Linked DNA regions of Mus musculus: region 1 is linked to region 2. A link is a contact called in ENCODE POLR2A ChIA-PET data. All regions are on one chromosome and are shown on one strand. The core of a region is the stretch at or near the end of the contact, and the rest is flanking DNA. Distances in the headings are between cores, read along the strand shown. Region 1 has its middle 9.8 kb from the start of Gm39850. Region 2 holds the start of Sp3 (trans-acting transcription factor 3).

Region 1 (6,283 bases), core at 2,940-5,439, 39 kb after region 2:
ACTCAGCGGAAAGGCCCTTTTCTTGTACTCTTGACCACCCTAATTTCTACTGTTATGGGACCCCTTTTGATTTTGCTTCTGCTTTTAATTATATGTCCATGTGTCTTAGAGAGCAAGAATTAGTGCAGTGCAGCTTTTAGTTTTGAGACAACAGTACCATGCCCTAAAGGATCAAGTGTGTCAGGGAGAAGATAGTGTTTAGTTGTAAGATTAGAACTACTAACAAGTAGAAGTGGGGAATGAAAAAAAACAAAAACAAAAAATTCTAGGCCTTTAGGCCCAGGCTTGAGAATGTGACCTTTATGACTTAATGCTCCAATGTATGCTAATCATAAAACAGATAGTGACATCCCTCCTCCCACCTGCTTCCTGGGTTCAGGGAGTGTTCCTTCAAAGAAAGTCACCCTGACCCACCCTGGAACCCGCTATGCAAATGTGCTATTGTTAGAGACTCTCTGGCCAAACTCAGAGAAAGATTAGGAAAATTAAAACGAGAGTGAGAAGCTAATGGAGGATGGTTTGAAGGTTGCTTCACAAAATCCCCATGGATGACTACTTTACTATCTGCCCTCATGGGCCCCTTATTAGTTTTGCTTCTTTTATTTACTATAGGTCCCTGCATAATTAACAAGATATTGGCTTTTGTCAGACAGCAGGTCAGTACTGTACTGGTTCTTATGCTACACCAACAATATCAAAATGTAGAACAGGCTGATACAGGCTGTACTGAGTCAGAGGTTTAATTTTTCTAGTTCTATGATTAGAACTATTTACTAGAAGGAGTGGGGAATGTAAGACCCCAACTCAATGTGTTTCTTAGACCCCTAGAAATGAAGCCCAGCATGGAGTTCTTTGTTCTTTAGCCTTCAGCCTGAGAGATGAGCTGTAATTCACCATCCCCATTCTTAGGATGTTTACTCAGCTTCCTCATTCTTTGTGGTCTTATCCTCCTCTCACTTTGTGGTTTATTCTTTAAAAACCCTCGACTGCAACTGCTGGGGGTCGATCTCCTCTGTCCCGTGTGGGTTACGAGCTCAGCCTCAGCATGCTGATACTCGAATAAACCTCATTTGATATTGCATCAAGAATGGTTTCTCTCGAGTTATTGGGGTGTCAGCTCATCCTGGGACTTGAACCAGAGTCTCCCTAGAAACGGGGGTCTTTCAGCAGAATGTGTTCAAATAGTACTCCCTGAGTCCTTTTTTGTAAGCAAGCTACTTTATTAAAATTCTGGGTCCTTATTGGCCCCATCTTACCCCAAACCACTCATTGTCAGAAGACTATAGGAACGAATAGGGGGCTTACAAAGAGGATAGGTGATGCAGGCCCTGATTTCCTGCTTGGTATTATTTTTATGGGTTTTAGCTGGGAATTAGGAGCTGGAAATAGTTGATAACTTTTTGCCAGTGATAATAATTCAAATTTAAGTGCATATTGTGAAAATTTGTAAATCTCTGCTCCAGATTCCAAGACTTCTAGACTTTCAAACTGCAGTGTCTCTCAATTGTAGAAAATTATCTTACTTGTCAGTAGATCAGGGATCTGATCTCAAACAGAACCAGTTTATAGAATATTCCTGGGAGACCTTTCTGAACTGTACCATGTCTGTAGAATGAGACCTCCCACAGCCTTCTTTTGCTCCACACACTGTGACTGGGTCTGTGAGTGGTGTTCATTGTTTTTAATCCTGCTCAGAGTCTTCTAGCCAACCTACACAAGCCCACCTCCTCCCCATTTCCCCTGGTTTCTCTTGTATCTTCATCTTTCACTTGGCTCAGCACTATCTCCAGATTTCCCAAGCACTGACTACCAAGGCCCAAGTGGATGGAGGTTCTGTCTGTAGCTATGTATTATAATGCTAAATTCTGTACCAGAAAGAAGGTCTAGTTGCCTACTAGTGAATTCACACGGTTACCAACTTTTGTTGCGCAAACCTTGTTCCTTAATTTAAAACTACTAGTTAAATACAATGGTATAGCCATTTACTGGAGGGATTAGAGATAGGCAGGTTTTGAGTTACCTGGTTGAAGGTTGCAATGGGAGCCAGGGAAGACTCAGAGAGAGGAGGAATCCGCTATGGGAGGAGATGGACCATGAACACATGGCTGTGAGAAACAGCAAGTATTTGGGATACACCGCTGGGGAAGTAGCCAGGCCAGCAGTTAGAAAAGTAGGTTAGAGGCTAACCCTTGTAATTGTCAAAGCCAAATAAAATGACCACAGTCTGAGTCTCATTCATTCGCAAGCTAGATAGGGATACGTTTTATTTGGTTCAACTATAGGAGTGTATAGCTCAAACTTCAACATTCTCATGAAAGCAACCCACCTCCTTTGGACAGGCAGTAGCTTTATTCCCGGTTTCCCTATTAAGCAATTCTGCCTCCACAGGAAAAACTTTAGCAATTGATGCTTTAAAATCCAGATCATGAAAACAGTGATAATAAATGAAGCTGCTAACCCTGGATGTAGCTACCCCAGCTCACCAGACAATGAACAGTAACTCCTTTCTTAGGAGAAAAAAAAAGTTTAAAAAATAATGTCTTTACAAAGGAAAAAAAAATCATGGCTTGCGATGTGAAGCAGTAAGAAACACTTCCCATTTCAAGCAACAGCAACTCAGCCCACTGAGCACTTTGGTGTTACAATCACTGCTGCTTGTTAGGGACACCGGTTTATGGCCCCATCTTTGCTCGGATGCTCAGGTCCAAGGCTTGTTCCAGAAACAATCTATCCTGTTAAATTGCTGCAAGAAGTGAGAGCCCACATTTTCAGGCAGCCACAGCATGCCAACACCTCCTTCACTTGTCCATGTGTTCATTTTTACCTGCTTCCTCTGGGCATCCCTGTATCTCACCATCACCCCAGCTGCAACCTTTAACAGTAAAGATGAAGTGATGAAGTCACTTGCCCACAGTTTGTGTATAGGGACTGGAATGGGGACAAAGCTTGGCTTTTGTTTGGTTGGTTTTTTTTTTTGTTTGTTTGTTTGTTTTTGTTTTTCTAAACAGAGTTTTTTCTAGGTATCCCTGGCTATCCTGGAACTTGCTCTGGAAACCAGGCTGCCCTCAAACTCCGAGAGCTGCCTGCCTCTGCCTCCTGAGTCCTGGGATTTAATGGTGTGCACCACCACATCCCAGCTCAACCTGGTGCTCTTGAAGGTACTCTTTTGCCCAAAGTTACTAGAATAATGATCAAAAGTTCATCAATCCACCGACGTCTCTCAGCAATACCCAGCCTCTCCCAATGTCTCTTTCCTCTCCACACACAGTAGGGGAGACCTTATTGCTGTAGCCTCCATATTTGTCCAATGTCTCTTTTCCATCATTTGTGTGAGAGCTGCCTGCCCTTTATAGAAGGCTGATATTCAAGTTACCAGGTAAGGCCACTGCCTAAGTAAAAGAGACGCTGGCTTATTGCTGGATCAAGGACGAAAACCCTTCCCCCTGAAATATATCCCATTAGCTGCAGGTTAGTGGAGATGGCAGGAGAATCTGAGAGCTCCTGTCAAGAGGCAGCTTATGGAGGGCAGGGGGTGAACTCATGAAGGTAGACACACTGGAGAGGGAACAAGATATGCTCAGACAGCTGTAGATAGAGACAGGAGTGTTTGAAAATCAGGTTTGCCATAACCTTCACGTCCAGTCTTCTGCAACTTGTACATACAGTGTGGAGAATTATCAGAAATACAAAGGCAGTCAGACATGGCCTTATTACCTATCTGTTCCTGGTAGAACAGACAAGTTTGCCTGCACAGTTGTTCCCGTTTAAAGATATGTCTGGAAAAACAGGTGTAGCCATTGGAAAGGGGGAGCAGTGGTTTTCTCAGATTATAAATAGTAATTTCCTAGCGGTGGAGAATAGCAGCCAACTATTCTGGCTGGTCTGAAGGACACCTAAGGTCACCTGTAGCTCAAGTGCTGATGTCAGCATACAGTAGGTGTGGCTGATCTTTAAGAGGGAGGTGGGCTATCGCTGCTGCTATCTCTGTTCAGGATCTGCTTCCTAGAGTCCTCCCACTTCTAAGTCTGGCCAGGGACCTTCTTACCACCATGTGTGTTAACAGCCATCCTAACGAAGGCACAGGCATTTACCACGCAGTAGGGTTACATGTTCTTTCAGGGCTTGGAGGGAACCCTTGAAGAATTGGCAATTGAGTGCTACCCACTGAGAACAGCAGGCATTCTCGCAGGCTGCTTGGAGGTAACCCAGCCAATGCCTGGCCCTGGTCCAATCTGGCAACCGAGACTGGAGGGAGTACTTGACTGTGGGCTGTGGGTGCTCACTGGTTCCTAGCACCAACAAAGCCTGGAGGTGGGTACATGGGAGAGGAATGAATGACACTCAGGCTGCTGAAGACACAAATGAGGAAGTATCCCCGACTTCTGTCCATTGGTTGGTTTTAAGTATCCATCTGTCTCTGTCAGCTGCTTGTTGGACCTCTAGGAGGACAGCCATGCTAAACGTTGATCTTATAAGCACACCATCCCATCAGTAATAGTGGAACCACAGCTTTTTCATTGCAACCAATCTGTTGCCAATTGATGAGGCAGCCGCCGCCCACACAGTCCCCTCCTAAAAGCGCTACCTTCTATGTGGCAGGTGTGTTGTAATTAGGTAATCACACTGACTGATCTTAGATCTGAAATCGGAGATTTCTCTGATCCTGGCTAAATCTAGAAATGCCTGCTTTTGACTTGGTAGAATACAGACGGCAAATACCAGCCTATCCATCATATGGGATATGCTATGCTTGTTGATTCAGGCTTTCCTCTGTGCTAGGCAGGTCTGTCTGCACTCCTGACAGTGCTCTAAAGAGTCTGCAACTCCAGGAGCGAATTCAATGAAATGGAAGACACATTCAAGGGGAGGGGAATTGGAGTTGGGGAGCCGCCTCTGAATTCTTAGATTGGCGCTGGTGGGACTCTGAAAGGGTTTCTCAGATGTACTTGGGATAGAAAAGGAAAGAAATGCACCTAATACAACTAACTATACACCCTTCCTCGGAAAGTACTCGACAAGGACAATAGGCCTAACTGTAAGATGCAAGTTATAAACTACAGAGGGAAGAACCATAAGAAAAACCCAGATGCTGGGCGTGGTGGCGCACGCCTTGGGCACACTGGTCCCACGTGTGCCGTGTCTCCTCCCCACCCACCCCGCCCCCCATTGCCCGTATAGTCCTCCTTTCCCCCTTGATGTCCTCCCCAACCCCAGTCTTTCAAGATAGGGTTTCTCTGTGTAGCCCTGGTTGCTCTGGAACTCACTCAGTAAAACAGGTTAGCCTCCAACTTAGAGATCCCTCTCTCTCTCTGCCTCCCTAGGGCCGGAGTTAAAGGCTTTCACCACCACAGCCCACCTAGTGAGAGTTTTTAAATACAATACTGTAACAGTATATTTGATTACTGTACATAGAAAACCTAATCATTAGCAAAATATAAACATTTAAATAGATATTGCACTAGTAAGATGCAGTTAGGTGGGTCCTGAAGAGATGCAGATTGGGTGTGCCTCTAAAGGCCTTCATAGATAAGAATGCTAAAGAATGGAAAGTTCCAGCCGGCTTTAAGGCGTGTTGCTTAGAGATCTTGTGCTATTTGCTCTATGTCCCGAGGCAAATGGTTAGGCCCTTACTGACTTGGCTTGGAGCCCCACCCCCCATGACAGTGATTTGGTTCAGCCTACAAACGGTGCCGGGGGAGGAGCTAGAGACTTCTTTATGTAAGCAATTGGACTTTTGAGTGAGCGCTCTGTTTTGGCTTGGAAGAGCCTTTATGGATGGAGCTCCTAGTGAGAGCCAAGGATTGAACTGGAGAGATGGTTTAGCGGTTAAGAGCACTAACTGCTATTTTGAAGACCCTGAGTTCAAATCCCAGCAACCACATGGTGGCTCACAACCATCCTCAATGAGATCTGACACCCTCTTATGGTGTGACAGCTACAGTGTACTTAGATATAATAATAAATAAATTTTTTTTAAAAAAAAGAGAGAGAGAGATAGGGATTGTCTCTTTGGATTTACAGGAATAAGGGAAGCAGCTGACAGGACACAAGTGAAACAGGGCTATATTTAAGAGAGCCAAGGAGTTGTCTTGGATTTGGAGAGGCTCTAGAGAAAGGTAGACTAGCTCAGTCAAAAGACACAGAGAGAAAGATTTCTATAGAACTAGCAGCTTAGTTGTAGAATCAGGCTTGTAAATAGATATTTTGTATACAGTTAAGAATATAAAGTTACCTAGCTGAGCTAGCAGGTTTCACGTCCCATGTCTTTATCGGTACAAATATT
Region 2 (5,949 bases), core at 190-2,689:
GCGAGCGGTGACGGCTGAGTGTCCTACCCGCGATGGGCGGGTTCAGAGAGGGAGACAGGGAGGGGGGTGGCGGTTAGGGCCGGGCCCGCTCGCACAGGAAGTACGGCTCGCTCCGCGCCTGGCCGCGCCGCCAACCCGGCCCCGCGCTCTCCTCCTCCTCCTCCTCCGGGGTCTGCGGCGCCTCTCCCCGCGCTCGGTGGCCCGCGGCGGACGGCTGCGCGCCGGGCCTCTTCCCTCCGTCCGGATCCCACCCGGGAGGGCGCGCACACTTGCACACTCACACACACACAAACACACACACAAAAAGGCGGCGGGCGGGGGCGCGCGGGCGGGGTCGGAGCGTTGGCGCCTCGGGCGGGCAGCTCCCGGGGCGGGGGAGGGGCGGGCGAGCGCGCGCGGGAGGGAGGGAGGGAAGGAGGGAGGGCGAGGGGAGGAGAAAGCGGCGCGCGGGGAGCCCGGCCGCGCTCAGCCGCTCCTCACCTGGGCCGCCGCCGCCGCCGCGCCGTTTCCGTGCTGCTGCTGTTGCTGCTGCTGCTGCTGTAGATACTCGCCGTGGCCGCCGCCGCCTCCGCCGCCGTCCACGTCCAAGGCAGCCATTTCCTCTTGTTTCACGGGCTTTTCGGGAGCTGCAGGCACAGCGCGGGGGGAGGGGGGAGGAGGAGGGTGGGGTGGGGAGGAAGGCGGGTGCGGGGAGGGAGGGGGCCCGCGAGCCGCGGCCACATTAGTGAGCGCCGGGCGGCCCGGGCCCTGCCCCTCCCCTGCCCTCCCCCCGGCCGCGGCGGCCACGGCGGCGGCGGCGCGCTCCCTCCTCCCCTCCTGCTGCCCCCGCCCGCCGCGGCTGTAACCCTCCTCCTCCTCGTTCCCTCCTCCTCCTCCCCGCGCTGCCCCTGCCCCCTCTCCTCTCCTCTCCTCTCCTCCCCTTTCCCTCCGCGGCGCTCGCTCCTCTCGCACCGTCAGTCACTCGCACACGCCCGCCCGCCGCCGCCGCCCGCGCCCGCACACAGGGGGGATGCGCTCCCGGCGGACCGGGCCGCCCGCCCGGAGCCCGGCGGGCACTCGGCGCTGGGGCTGGAAGGGCTGGACAGCTGGCTGGCGGAGATGGGAGTGCGGCTTTCTGCCTCCGCCGACACTCGGTCGCACGCTCCCGGAGGCCGGGAGCCGGCGGTGGCGGCCCCGGGCTGGCTGTGGGCGGCAGTGGCAGCGGCGGAGGCAGCGAGGGTTGCTCTCTCTCGGCTTTACGTACCGGTCATAGTGTGTTTAGGACAGCTCAGGCGGGGCTCCCCGCCGCCTTACACATGGTGAGAAGCGAAGGCGGCGGCGGCGGGAGAGGATGCGGGAAGCGGCGGCGGACACGGCCGGAGCGGTCCGGGGAATTTTTTTTTTCCTATTTTGATTGACTGTGCGGGAAACACAAAAGGTGGAGCCTCCAGCCCAAAAGGGGGGAAGAGGGCGACAGCCCGCCCGGAAGTTCCGCCCCTCTTCCCGGCTCTCATTTGCCGCTAGGCTCTCCGTCAGCTCTGTTCATTGGTCCGGACGCCTGTCCGTCGCTCGGCCTGGCGGCGGGCTTCCTGTTTGCCCCCGGGTTGAAGGGGAGAGACAATGAGCGGCCGTGGCGCCGTAGGTTCTCCAGAACGGCCCCGGCTCGCGCGTTACCCCGCTGTGCCAGCCTCGTTCCTCGGCTGCGGCTGCCAGACCCGAGGCGCAGGCCTCTTCCACTGGCTGGCCCTGTGTGCAGGCCTCGCCAGGCTGTCGGGGAGCCGAGCTGGGGAGGAAGTCCGTCCCCGGTGGCTCCGGCTCCACTCGACGTCTCCTCCATCCTGGCAGCCGACCGGACTGGATCTCCCCAGGGCCCGGGCGCTCGGAGCTGCGTCTTGCCAGCGCTGCCAGGAGGCCACCGCCGCTCGGCCCCAGGGCTGCTGCTGCTACTGAGCAAACCGGACCCGCCCCACGAGCCCTGGGGGAGGGAGCTGGTATTGGGGGAGACACCCCCTCCGAGGCTGGAGGAGGACGTTTTCACACACATTCAGCTCTTGGTCGCAAGTCGGATCCATCACCTTCTCATCCTCCCGAGCTTAGCCCGTGGTTACCAACCATCTACTTTTGTGGACCCTGGAGGCGGGCACTTAGAGCAAAAAGATATCTCCAGTCCCTTCATAAAGAAAAAAGGTTTTAGTTCTGGCCAGTGATATCAAAGCAGGCTTAGTTATGTTTTTATTCAATGAGATACAGTCACCCTTTAAAATCAGTTTGCTGCACACACAAACTACCTGCTTCTTAACCAAGAAAGTCAGTCAACATTTGTTAAAACAGTACATCTAAAAAGTATCCTTCCTCTTGGGAGCGTTTAGTTACTTTTTTTTTTTTTTTTAAATTTTGTACTTAGTGGTGTATTAACACCCCTTCCTTTGACATCCTCAATGCCTTGCAGTCAGTCATTCAGGAGAAAAAAGTGTTCTGCAAACAACAGACAGAACGTTGTCTATTACCTCTAGATACTTTTGCTTAAGAAAGGTTGAATTTAAGAGTAGGAAACACTATCCACAATACTTTTATTAGAAATCTACCTCAAGCAAGAATAAACATCCCAATTATTGTACTTGTATGTTTTGTATGAGGTTGAAGGCAAAGCATTTAAACTAGCTTTGTATACACGAACTTGAAAATTCATGGGGGGGAGGGGCAGTGCATACATCGGTTTCAGAAGCCTTTTTGGACTTGTTTTTTTGTTTTTTGGTTTTTTCTCGTTGGTTGTGGTTTTTGTTTTCAAGACAGTTTCATGTGTAGCCTTGGTTGTCCTGAAACTGGATTTGTAGACCAGGTTCACCTGGAACTCACAGAAACCCACCTGCCTCTGCCTCCTGAGTACTGGGATTAAAAGTGGGGGCCATCTCCGCCAACTACTTCGTGGTAATTTTTAATACAGTGACACATGTTCTCTTTCTCTTGTGTCATGCAAGCAAGAACAGTCTTTCAGGGCCAAAAACCAGATAACTCAAACTAGCTGTTTTGAGGCAAAGCTCTTAAAAATGCACATCAGTGCTGGGCGGTGTTGACACACGCCTTTAATCCCAGCACTTGGGAGGCAGAGGCAGGCGGATTTCTGAGTTCAAAGCCAACCTGGTCTACAGAGTGAGTTCCAGGACAGACAGGGCTACACAGAGAAACCCTGTCTCGAAAAAACAAAAACCAAAAAAAAAAAAAAAAAAAAAAAAAGAATGAACATCAGCAAGAGTATGACTCAGCATAAGGTGAGATTCAGTAGACTTCTCCAACCACAGTTGAGTCACTGTGACACCCTATGTTAAGATGACCAAAAGCAAAATGGTCTCTTGCAAGAATACTTATTTCTTAACTAGTGCAAATACACTAAAGTATATGCAAAGCATAAAGCCGGTATTTAGATAAATACATGTAGTAACATACAGTATAATTTACGGTGGATTAATATGTTTTTGTACAGTCATTAAATGAGAATCAAGTATTATCATGAACAAATCTCGAAACAACAGTAAGATCTGTTTTCCCCTGTCCCCACGACTTGGCCCAGTTTCTTGTTTTCTCTCAAGATTTTCACAAGCTATTCCTGGCCAAGAAACAAAACCAGATCACCCTATTCCCCAGTAGACTAGGACAAAGTTGGTAATAACATCAGCTACAACTCCAAGAGAAGGAAATCAAGCTTAGTCTGTAAGGTACCTCACTGACTAGCTAGAAACGTTATATGGTGTCATGGTCAGCGATTAGTCTACCATATCAAACTAAAATGGAGGTACTATGGGGGGGGGGGGGGGTTTGGGCTCTGAATTTTTTCTTCATCTAATGAGTAGGTTCAGAATATGTAGACCTGTGCTAATTATTAAAGGATATTTTAAAACATACTAAGTTGTGACTATATACGGATATACATAATAACTGTTAGTGTTAGTTTTACTTGTCAATTTAACACAATCTAGAATTACCTGAAAAGACAGTCTTAATGAGGGATTATCTGGATCCGTCTGACCTGTGTCTATGAGGGACTGTCTTCATTAAATTAACTGATATGGAAAGACATAGTCCACTGTGAGTGGCACCGTTTCCTTCATTTATTTGGGTCCTGGACCATATAAGAGCAGAGACAATAGGCTGAGCTGTAAACATGCAAGCATTCAATTCTCTTTTAGTAAGGATTCGATGTGACCTAAAGTCCAATATGACTGAAGTTCCTGCTTCCTTGGGTTCCCTTCTAGAAAGGACTGAAATAAATTTTTCTTCTTTTAAAGTTGTTCTTTGTCAGGGTATTGTATCACTGCAACCAGAAATGATAGCAATACAGAAATTCACTGTAAGTCTTCAAGATGCTAAGTTTTAAACAGTTAAGGACAAAAGTGAGGACCAGCCAGATGGCTTAGCAGATCGGGAGGGCTTGTAGCCAAACCTGACAACACTTCAGTCGCAGGAATCCACATGATGGAGAAACTGTCCCTCAAGTTGTCACCTTACCATGACACGTGCTGTAGTATAAAGCACAAATTCCATAAATGAGGAAAATGAGATTTAAATGGAATTCCTAGGTGTTGTGCTTACATGTCCAAGTTTTAGTTAAGTTAGGCTGAGGGTATCACCATACTTCATATTGTGTTAATATTACGCAATCCTGTTTTAACCTTTTTAAACAAATGAGTACCTGTCGAGACAGTAAAACAAGCATGTCCTGACTGACCAGGAAGAGTCAGTGACTCCATATGACGAAGGCTCCAGCCTTAGCCACTAGAAAATTGGACTGAAATGAGGACTGGGAGCAACTCGGAGACAGTTGAGGCATACAGGTCTGGGTGCCAGAAGATGGACATGGCCTATGGGTGGAAGGATTTGGATGCATGGATAAAACAAGGAGGGGGTCACTGCGCAGACTCGGGAGCCTTTGCCACGTTCTTAGAACTCTGTCCATGAACAAGTTCCTTGGCAAAAAAAAAAATTCTGCCAGGCCTGGTGGCGTACACCTTTAATGTCAGCACTTGGGAGGCAGAGGCAGGCGGGTTTCTGAGTGTGAGTTCCAGGGCTACACAGCACCCTGACTTTAATTAATAAATAAAAAATTTTTTTAAGTTTAAAAAAATTAAAAACTTTTCCATGTAGGTCAGGCTTGGTATACCTTGTAATCCCAGGACTTGGCAGGTTGAGGCAGGAGAATCTCAAACTCAAAGCATGCTGGGCTACACAGTGAAACTGTCTCAAAATGAGAGGTAACAAGGGCCAGCTGTAATCTCAGTGGTCACGGACTTATCTAGTGTGTCAGCACCTCTGTGTTCACTCCCCACGTAACCCAGTGTATAAACCCTCCACGGGATGGTGCAGGTACCTCCGGGGCTGTTCTGTTTCTTCCTTATGCAAGCTCTCCAGAACTTGCCTTCCTGACACCAGTTTCAACATACAACCCTGAAACACTTCCTCCTGAGAATGCTCTCCTCCCTAAACCTCAGCTGCTTTCTGGTTTTCTCTCAAATGAAGTCTCCATTTTTGCTACACTGTCCAATTTAAAAAAAAAAAAAGAAAAGAAACAAAGAAAAAATATATAGGGCAGTGAAAATGCTTGTTGTCTGTTCCTTACAGCACCCACTAACCACACACAACCATTAGTGCTGGAAACATGACCGAGTGGCTGGGCAATTGAGTTATTTTAATGATTGTAAACTTAAATGACTGCACATGGCCAAGGGCAAATGTATTGGAGAGCACTGCTTTGAGTATCTGCCTGCTTCCAAGCCCTACATATAAATACCTGTCCTTCCCTGGGGAAGCTCAGCCTTCCTGCAACCCCTGGCCATCATTGTAAACTCAGGCCCATGCCTGACCTTTAGTAGTCTGCTGTCTGCTGTTCAGTATCCGTAGGCACCATAAATTCCTCCTAAATGTTTCACTTAGCCTCAAACTGCAAACTCGCAAAATTGAACTCCAGCCTGTCTGACA

What was found. ChIA-PET counts read pairs that join two places held with the same protein, here RNA polymerase II (POLR2A).
Region 1: POLR2A ChIA-PET joins it to region 2 with 45 read pairs in embryonic stem cell. The contact joins the enhancer-like site here to the promoter of Sp3 in region 2. POLR2A ChIA-PET finds 5 or more read pairs at or near these places in 5 of 5 experiments (Patski and embryonic stem cell).

What each region holds. Positions count from the first base shown.
Region 1 is chr2:73,015,667-73,021,949 of GRCm38, forward strand. No RefSeq gene overlaps it. Among named protein-coding and RNA genes, the nearest start is that of Gm39850, 9.8 kb to the left of the region's middle. Within about 2 kb of position 4,190, at least 1 of the 3 ENCODE cell types and tissues checked has a DNase peak (open chromatin) inside an H3K27ac peak, as active enhancers do.
Region 2 is chr2:72,979,007-72,984,955 of GRCm38, forward strand. It overlaps Sp3 (trans-acting transcription factor 3), which reads right to left and starts at 1,440. Exons shown (of 7, transcript NM_001018042.3): 1 at 1,244-1,440; 2 at 481-626; 3 at 1-23. The coding sequence starts at 1,250. It overlaps Sp3os (trans-acting transcription factor 3, opposite strand), which reads left to right and starts at 426. Exons shown (of 3, transcript NR_045269.2): 1 at 426-589.